Regions from separate parts of the Homo sapiens genome. Here region 2 is linked to region 1. Evidence: chromatin contacts called from ENCODE Hi-C or POLR2A ChIA-PET data. All regions are on one chromosome and are shown on one strand. The core of a region is the stretch at or near the end of the contact, and the rest is flanking DNA. Distances in the headings are between cores, read along the strand shown. Region 1 overlaps UBE2F (ubiquitin conjugating enzyme E2 F (putative)). Region 2 has its middle 11 kb from the start of LINC02610.

The links. A loop is a pair of places that touch in the nucleus more often than their neighbours do. ChIA-PET counts read pairs that join two places held with the same protein, here RNA polymerase II (POLR2A). Pooled maps may share reads with other maps.
Region 2: POLR2A ChIA-PET joins it to region 1 with 12 read pairs in activated CD4-positive, alpha-beta T cell. The contact joins two enhancer-like sites. A Hi-C loop is called at or near these places in 2 of 50 pooled maps. POLR2A ChIA-PET finds 5 or more read pairs at or near these places in 3 of 52 experiments (PC-9, activated CD4-positive, alpha-beta T cell and activated T-cell).

The regions. Positions count from the first base shown.
Region 1 is chr2:237,978,270-237,982,959 of GRCh38, reverse strand. The region is part of intron 2 of UBE2F (ubiquitin conjugating enzyme E2 F (putative)); the gene reads right to left. All of the region lies in intron 2 of UBE2F-SCLY (UBE2F-SCLY readthrough (NMD candidate)), which reads right to left. Among named protein-coding and RNA genes, the nearest start is that of UBE2F, 14 kb to the right of the region's middle. Within about 2 kb of position 2,724, at least 2 of the 41 ENCODE cell types and tissues checked have a DNase peak (open chromatin) inside an H3K27ac peak, as active enhancers do.
Region 2 is chr2:238,218,761-238,223,450 of GRCh38, reverse strand. No RefSeq gene overlaps it. Among named protein-coding and RNA genes, the nearest start is that of LINC02610, 11 kb to the left of the region's middle. Within about 2 kb of position 2,114, at least 3 of the 41 ENCODE cell types and tissues checked have a DNase peak (open chromatin) inside an H3K27ac peak, as active enhancers do.

The DNA.
Region 1 (4,690 bases), core at 1,475-3,974:
AGGAAAGGTTTACCATTATTCTTCTCATGCCCACACTGATACATAGCTGCCTTTCCAATGGGCCAGATTTTGCCCTTCCTTAGAGCAATGTATGGGAAAGGCAGAGGATGGAGAAAGACAACAGAACCTCGGACCACACCACCCAACACTGGTCACATCTCACAGGTGTGACCTACACAGGTGAAGAGCAAATGAGTTGTTCATAATGATCACTTTTAAATAAGGGTTACCTATATAATTAAACTTGATCTTAAAGCAAATACTAACATTTTATTCTGTATTATTTATATTTTGTTGATTAGAATTTACAAGAAACTGTTCTTGAGGGCCCTTCTTTTGAGAGATTGATGCTGGCCACTGGAATCCAGCTTTCCCTGGCATGACTCTGGCAGTGGCCCAAGCCACCTCAGTAGAGGGTGATAACTCCTGTCATCCAGCTTTTCCTACGGGAATTTAGAAATGTGTCCAGACGGCATGGTAAGCGACTGTGGATTGCAAGCAGAGGGGCCAGCATGACACAAGCAAAAGGTTCAAGAGGACAGTCTAGTGACAAGGGAAGAGGTGAGGTCTGGGCACAGACGGACAATGAAGAGTGAGGCCACTGACCAGTGCTAAGACTGTGATGTGGTAGGGCGGAGGAGTGGGAAGAAATGGGCAACAGAGCCAGGCCCCTTCTCCTACGGGGATAGGGGTGCGGGAGCAAGAGGCACTCAGGGGCCAGCAAAGTGACAGCCAGGAAGATGCCAGACAACACCTGATAAAGAAAGGAATGGAAGCCCTGGCTGCACATTCGCCACTCGGGGAGTGTTTTGCTGGTTTGACATTTGACAGCTTTGTCAGGGACCAATTTACATACAATCAAATAGACCCATTTTAAGTAAATGATTCAATAAATTGTAGTACATTTTGGAGCTATGGATCCATTACCACAATCCAGTACCTGCTGAGCTTTTAAAACTCCTAATGCCCCAGCCCTAACCTTGACCAATTATATCAAGAGTTTCAGGTAGAACTTAGGTCTCTGAATTTTTAAAATTCTCTCCCAGCGCTCATGCCTATAATTCCAGCACTTTGGGAGGCTGAGAAGGGCAGATCGCATGAGCTCAGGAGTTTGAGACCAGCCTGGGCAACGTGGCGAAACCTTGTCTCTACAAAAGATACAAAAATTAGCCAGGCATGGTGGCATGCACCTGTACTCCCAGCTACTCAGGAGGCTGAAGTGGGAGGATCACTTGAGCCCAAGAGGCAGAGGTTACAGTGTGCTGAGATCGTACCACTGCACTCCAGCCTAGATGACAGACTAAGGCCCTGTCTCAAAAAAAAAAAAAAAAAAAAAAAAAAAAAAGAATTCAAATTCCAAGATGAGCATCAGGCTCACATTTGCATGTTCAGTGCAATTCACTCACGGAAGGAGGGCAGGCTGAGGGAGCTCCTGGACCCAGCCTACCAATGATCCCACCACAGTCACAGTCCCCACAGGCTTCTGGTCCAAGAGATAGTGCAAGCAAGGACTACAATCCTGGGGCACAGGATTTCAATAAAGATGCTTGGCATTTTAGTTCCACCAGGGCAGAAAATAAGCCAGGCACACTCCCACAGTGCTCATCTCAGGGAGTTGTCACAAATGGTAAGAAGTTTTGCTGCACTTCCAACGAGGGCAAATTAGAATTCACTAACATCAACAGTTATCACCTTAGAGTCAAGGTGCAGTAAGACTATTAGCAAAGCTTGGCAGCCTCTGGGCAAAGCAGTGGCCCTTCTCTGTACACCCTCACCACCTGAAGAACGCCACCCACCTACAAGGTAATGAGAAATGAAGATACTTTTAAAACTGCTCAAGTCTTGCCCATTTCAAGATGTGACCCGGCATTTCTGGGAGGCACCTGGCTGACAGCTTGCACAATTCCGTGGCCGCATAACTTCCTTCTGATAGATTAGACTCTTTTCCTTTCTAACTAAAGATCAAACCACAGGACCCATTTGAAGCGTGACTACACTGAAATATCAGATTGCAAAATCCACCTGATCACCACAGAGGCCCCCACACAGCACGTACTCACCTTCTCCTGCCCTGGCCCTAACACAGGGCTCCTGCTGGCTCCTTGCCGCCTGCTCCCTGACCCTGCATACCCTGTGGGCAGGGGCCATGTAATCTGCCCAAGCCCTATGAGCTCAGTACCTGGCACTGGGGCTGGGCACACATGGGGTGCTCAGGAAAAGGGGGACACATAAGCATACTTGCCTACAGGGTGGCAGTGCCCCTGCTATGAGTTTCCTCTAAGACCCAAGAATGTTTCTTTTCACATAGCTGGGAACTGAGGAGGCATTCCAAAGGCGCTGTGGACTGAATTTATGCCCTCCACCCCCAAATTCATATGTTGAAGCTCTAACCCCCAATGTGATGGTATTTGGAGGTAATTAGGTTTAGATCAGATCATGGAGGTGGAGGCCTCATGATGGGATTCATGCTGTTATTTAAAAAAAACAAAAACAAAAAACAAAGAGGGACCAGAGCTCCCCTTCTCTCCTCCACGTGAAGACACAGCCAGGAAGAGGCCATCTGCAAGCCAGGAAGAGAGCTCTCATCAGGAACTTGAAGGTGGCCTTCCAGCCTCCAGAAGGGAAACACATGCCTATTGTTTAGGCCAAACCATCTATGGTCCTTTGTTACAGCAGCCCAAGCTGACAAAGACAAAAGGCTGGTCACACAGGCAGAGGACTCTTGGCAAAAGCCAGCTCCAAGCCCCATCAGACAACACTAGGCAGAGCTGCTGAGCCCTTCAACCTAGGTAGAGACAGCTGCCACTTTCCAGGTGACCTGATTACTTCCTTAAACCTGAAGCACTGCCTCACAGATTTCTAGAACTAGAACTTTATTTCTTAGCTTCCCACTGCCTTCATGCATTAAAATCCTCAAATCCACCTTTTCTGCATGCCTCACAGCTGGGAGACACTCGACTCACACACAGGGCCTCAGCCCCTCCAGAGAGAGCACCACCAGGGCTGAGGCCTCACACTACAGAGTGCAGGCCCACAGTGCTCATGGTCCCCTCCAGGCTCTGGAGGAGCAAGGCTGTAGCTCTGAAAAGCAGTCACAGCCCCTGTAGCAGAGCCTGGTATCACTAAGAATGGAGCCCACAGGTCTCCTACCACTTACTTTGAACACAAATGCAGATGATGTCAACTTGAGCCCTCATCTATGCTTACACAGGGTCCTCCCTGCCCAGTGGGCTATGTGGTACACCTGAGGGGCTGCCAAGTTTCCCGGGGCAGCTCCACTGGCATTTAACCCTCCAACAAAGCATCTAAAGGTCAGCCTGTGGCCAACTGCCTTACATCCTCCCCTTGGGCCACTGCTCTAGTTTTTAAAATATGTATTGTAGCACAGAACCTCCCAGCGGCACACACTGCTAAATGCTGTGACTACCCTGACAATGTGGCATGCCACACCCTGAGCCCGCCCTGCTAGACTTCCGCGCCAGGACACGCTGGAGACAGTGGTTCCAGAAAATAGTAAATGCTTCTCTTTCTCCCCCAACACTGAAATGGGGACATGTTGCAGACCTCATATAGGAAGGTGAGGGGTCCCACCTGTGACTGGACTGCTCAGGCAGACACAGGCACCCTCACAGAGAGAGGCCCCTGCATCCTAGACACTGGGAAGCTCAGGCAGATGGGCAGCCAGACCCTCCCACTGCCCCAGCTCCCATCAGCCAAAACAAGAGAAGGTTAGAAACCACCTGGGACTCAGGGGCTGATTGGGACAAGGGGTACGCACAGAATCAACCCCCTTTAGCTCCCCTAACTCCAGACTTGACCCTGAAATGGCTCAATTCCAAATCCCCACATTTAACAAAGACTGACACAGGCAAAGGGTCCTGTCAGACCTCCTGGAGACCCTTGAGGTCTTTGGGGGTCACTAACTGTATGCTGGCACTACAATGCATGTTGGGTGAACAAGTGAAAGAACAGGGAGACAGACAGGCATTGAGCTATTAGATGGAAACAGTGCCAAACTTCAGACAGGTAAGAAAGCAATTAATTCTGCCCTGAGGGGTGTTTGGGGGGTAGGGAGCACCATGGACTCAGACCCTGATGGACTCAGTCACACAGAGGTTCACAGGGAATGCCAACAACAACACTGGCAATGGCCAGCCCTCCAGTCAGGCCTGGACCCAAGTCAGGGCCAGCTCAAATGCAGATCTGACTCTCTCTCCTCAGTGACCCCAGCTTCTGGAGTCAGGAGAGACAGCAGCCCAAAACACTCATCATTCTACACCCTCCAGGCAATGCAGCTACAAGCATCACTCCAGCTCCAGCCCAGAGGGTGCCCTCAGAACTGGACTGAGGATGCTGAGGAAATGTGGGTGTGGCTGAGCGGGGAGCCCTTGCGGCCATCTGGAGGCCTCCCCATGGCCGGCCACTCCAAAGCAGGCCACATGTTTCCAGAGACCTGGAATCGAGCCAGGAGAGCTGACTCTGGCCTCCCATCACTGTTCAGAACTGGGCTCACTCTTCCAAGAAAAAGAAGGGGCCTCTGTTGTGCAGATACCACTGGCCCTTCCTCGCACCCCTCCCCAGGGACAAGCTCCTGCCTCCTATAAGCTCAGCCCTACTGCCATCTGCACCACATCAGAGCCCACATCACAGGTGAGCAAGGCAATGAGCCAGGCGCTGTGATGCAGCAGCA
Region 2 (4,690 bases), core at 865-3,364, 240 kb before region 1:
ATGAACCCGGGAGGCGGAGCATGCAGGGAGCCGAGATGACGCCACTGCACTCCAGCCTGGGCGACAGAGTGAGACTCCGTCTCAAAAAAAAAAAAAAATGCCACCGTGACTGGTAGTATTAAAAAGCTTCTCATGCTGGGTGCAGTGGCTCATGCCTGTAATCCCAACACTTTGGGAGGCCAGGACCAGAAGATTGTTTGAGCCTGGGAGTTCAGGGACCAGACTGGGCAACAACGTGAGACCCTGTCTCTGCAAAAAATTAAAAAATTAGCTAGGTGATCACACCTCTGCACTCTAACCTGGGCGACAAAGCAAGACTCTGTCTCAAAAAAAACAAAAAAAAATTCAGTGTTTACAAATATCTTTAGTTTGTGAAGTGCCTTGGTTGCATTTGATCTTGATCTCCGCGGGGAATCCGTGTGTGTTTTTAATGTAGTTTTTTTAAACAGATGTAAGAATATTGAATTCACACACAAACACAAACATACAACACTAAAACAAGTCGTCACATTTCATTTCACAGAAGCAGAATTTTTGCATATCAATTATGAGCACAGCAGTTTGGGGCTGTGGTGAGCTGTGTTCATGTCACTGCTCTCCAGCCTGGGCAACAAAGTGAGACCCTATCTCTTTAAAAAAAAATTATGAGCCGAGGAAGACACAATTTGGCATAATCATTTTTGGAGGGTCATGGTAGCTTATACACCCTTGTATAACCTGCCATAGTTGTTCCATGATCTTATCCCTGGCCACAAGCGTGTTTTATGTTAACACCTTTTTCCAATCTCTAATTTCATAAGCTAGACCTAGTTTTTTCTTTGATTTCTGTAAAGTCAATGCAACTTCTTTTACTGTTAATGGCATTATTCTTCATGTGGGTGTGCTCATAGTCTGACACACTTGTTCACAATCGGCTACATCTGGTGCACAATCAAAAGTAAGGGGCTGGGCTTGGTGGCTTCTGCCTGTAATCCCAGGACTTCGAGAGGCAGAGGCAGGAGGCCGTTGAGTTCAAGACAAACCTGGCAAATAGAACAAGACCCCATCTCTTTTAAAAAATTAAATTTTTCTTAAAAAGCAGGGTGTCAGATGTGGTGGCTTGTGACTGTAATCCTAGTGCTTTAGGAGGCTGAGATGAGAGGATTGCTTGAGGAGGCAGAGCTGAAGTGAGCTATGATTACTCCAGCCTGGGTGACAGAATGTGACCCTGTCTTTTTAAAAATGGAAGCAAAAGTATTTGCTTCTTTCATTCTTGATAATATCTCAAATCAAATATAATTTTCTAGTAGCAGTACACATTTGCTTTAATGTTATTAGGCACAACATCCTTTTTTATTTTATTCTTTTGGAGACAGAGTTGTGTTCTGTTGCCCAGGCTGGAGTGCAGTGGCACGATCATAGCTCACTTTAACCTTGAACTTCTGGGCTCAAGCAATTCTCCTGCATAGCTAGGACTAGAGGTGTATACCACAATACCTGGCATTTTTTTTTTTTTTAGAGTGGGTCTTGCTATGTTGCCCAGGCTGATCTGGAACTCTTGGCCCCAAATGATCCTCTCACCTTGGCCTCCCAAAACAGTGAGATTTCAGGCATGAGCCACGGCTCCTGGTTCCCTTTTTTTATGGTTAGCTATAAATTCACCTAAAGTTAATAACATGCCACCATTTGGGCCTCCAGTAATTTCTTGTGATCCCCTAAGATGTAAAATATTTTTTGCCTAACATGTAATATCTAAAATCACTCAAAATAATCTATTTTTGTTTCACTTATTTTATGGTATTCTGCAAAGCATCATTTATTAAACTGTCAATCTGAATATTTTCAAAAGACAGTTTCATTTTAGAAAAGCATCACATGAGCCAGGTGCAGTGGCTCACTCCTGAAATTCCAGCTGCTTGGGAGGCTGAGGTGGGAGTGATGCAGTGGCCGCTCCAGACGGCCTGCCGCTGCCAGGAGCCGGGGACCAGCAGGAGCCCTGCCCCTTCTGAGCTGGGGCAGGAGCAGCTCCCCGGTGCCGCTGCAGCTGCCCAAACCGTGGCTGCCAACCCGGGCCTCCCGCTCCACGGAGCAGGCAGGAACCTCACCGGCCCCTTCCCCGCCCAGCGGCGGCTGCCCAAACCGCGGCTGCAGACTCAGGCATCCCTGCACTCTTGGGGGCCCGGGAAGGCCCTCCTCCCCTCACAGGCCCAGAAGTGCCTGCTCCCAGTGCCTGGCCTCTCCCTGTTCCTGGTGCCTGCTCCAATCTCAGAGCAAAGTCGGGGCTGAGCCCTGGTGCCATGAACGGCAGCAGAAGGCAGACAGATTCCTGGGCAAAAGAGGACGGGTCCCTGGTGAGGCCCTACCTTCAGGCCAGGGAGGGCCTGAAGGTTGGGGGCCAGGCTGCCAGTGCCGGAGCACTGGAGTGGGAACTTGTGATGCTTTCTCCGGGCTGCCCATGGCTGCCCCGGGACCAATCAGCATGCACTTCCTCCCCTTTAAGGCCAATAAAAACCTTGGCTCAACCAGAGCTGAGCAGATGGGAAAACAAGCCGCAGAGAGGAGCTACCCTCTCTGCTGAGAGTTTCAGAGACCTGCAGAGACCTTGGGACTACCGGTTGCAGAGAGGAGCAACCCACTCCAGGGCCTCTTCTCTGCTAGGAGCTGGGCAGACACTGGGACAATCCCCCTGCAGAGAGGAGTCACCAGGGCTTCCTTTCTGCTGAGAGATGAACACTCAACAGGACGACTTGCTTACAGAGAGGAGCTACCCGCTGCGGGGCTCCTTCAGGCTGTTCTAACAGTCAATAAAGCTCCTCTTTGTCGTGCTCACCCTCTGCTTGTCTGCGTATCTCATTCTTCCTGGATGCAGAACGAGAACTCGGGCAAAGGTGCCACCGGCCACAGAGGTTTCCAGTCAAAAGTGACACCCCAAAGATCCTGTAACAGGAGGATCACTTGAGCCCAGGAGTTTGAGGCCACAGATGCAGTGAGCTATGATTGATTGCATCACTGCATTCAGCCTGGGTGACAGAGAAAGACTCTGTCTCAGAAGAAGACAAAAAAGAAAGCCTCACAATAAAACAAAATTTTCACGGTCACAAATTCTGTTTAACTGTTTCCAATCTTTGGAAACTTTTTTTTTTCTTTAGTTGCAAAAGTTTGATTTTATTGCATTGCTGCAGAAAAGTATGCATGAAAAATAAGGACAATTTTTTTTGGAATACATGAGCAGTCACAATGAATTCATTTGCCATTAGAATATTGAAGAAAAATGTTTTGTCAGGTGCAGTGGCTCATGCCTATAATCTCAGCAATGCAGAGGATCCCTTGAGGCCAGGAGTTCAAGACCAGCCTGGGCAACTTAGTGAGATGCCCCCTCCCCACTGCCCCATTTCTGAAACAAAAAAAGAAAAGAAAACAAGAAAACTCTAGAAATGTCCATTGTGTGAAGTAGATTCCCTAAAATCTAAATCTTTTCCTTTGTGATCTATTCAAGTATGTGCTCTATTCAGATCATTTTTACTTTATGACAAAGTAGCAGCCACAGTGGATAATTATTGCAATTCATTTGAAATGGCATCTTCTCACTTTTTTTTTTTTTTTTTTGAGATGGAGTCTCACTCTTGTCACCCAGGCTGGAGTGCAGTGGCACAATCTTGGCTCACTGCAACCTCCGCCTCCCGGGTTCAAGCAGTTCTCCTGCCTCAGCCTCCTGAGTAGCTGGGATTACAGGCATGTGCCACCACACCCAGCTAATTTTTGTGTTTTTAGTAGAGATGGGGTTTCACCATGTTGGCCAGGTTGGTCTTGAACTCCTGACCTCAGGTGATCCGCCTGCCTTGGCCTCCCAAAGTGCTGGGATTACAGGCATGAGCCACTGTGCCTGGCTGGCATCTTCTCACTTTTTTGCTCAAACTTATGTTCGCTAGTTACTGAAACTTGTAAAATTTCTCTTTAATGTTTTGAAGCAGATCCTTTAGTTAGCTGACTTTGATAACAACTCTGTTCTGATAATATCAACATTAGAGGACTCAGTCATTTTCAGTAGCCAAAATACTGTATTTCTAGCCAAACTTATAGTTGTTTCCTATAATTTTTATATATTTCTGCAAGTATTTTTATTCTTCTCCTGAACATTGTACCTCTTGGCTTTTATTTCTTATTTATTTTTATTTTAAAAAATTATTTTGTTGAGAGAATCTTGTCCAGGCTGGTCTCCAACTCTTGGCCTCAAGCAATCCTCCTGCCTTGGCCTCTCAAAGTACTGGCATTACAGACATGAGCCACTGCATTCAGCCACTTGGCTTTTTAGATACTGAAACCTCCACCTCCCAGGCTCAAGCAATCCTTCCACCTCAGCCTCCCAAGTAGCTGGGACTACAGGTGCATGCCACCATGTCTGGCTAATTTTTGTATTTTTTTGGTAGAGCTGGGGTTTCTCCACGTTGCCCAGCCTGGTGGGCAGATAACTCGGGAGCTCAAGTTATCTGCCTGTCTTGGCTTCCCAAGTGCTGGGATTACAGACGTGAGTAACCATGCCCAGTCTCAATACCATATTTATCTAAAAACTTTTAGTATGAATTTAAAATATATTTTAATATAGTATTTCATTGTGGAAATTATAATATTGATTTACATTAATTAACTTAATATGAATTATAATATTTAACAAGTAGGTGTACATAAAATTTTGTATCAAAAATACAGAAAT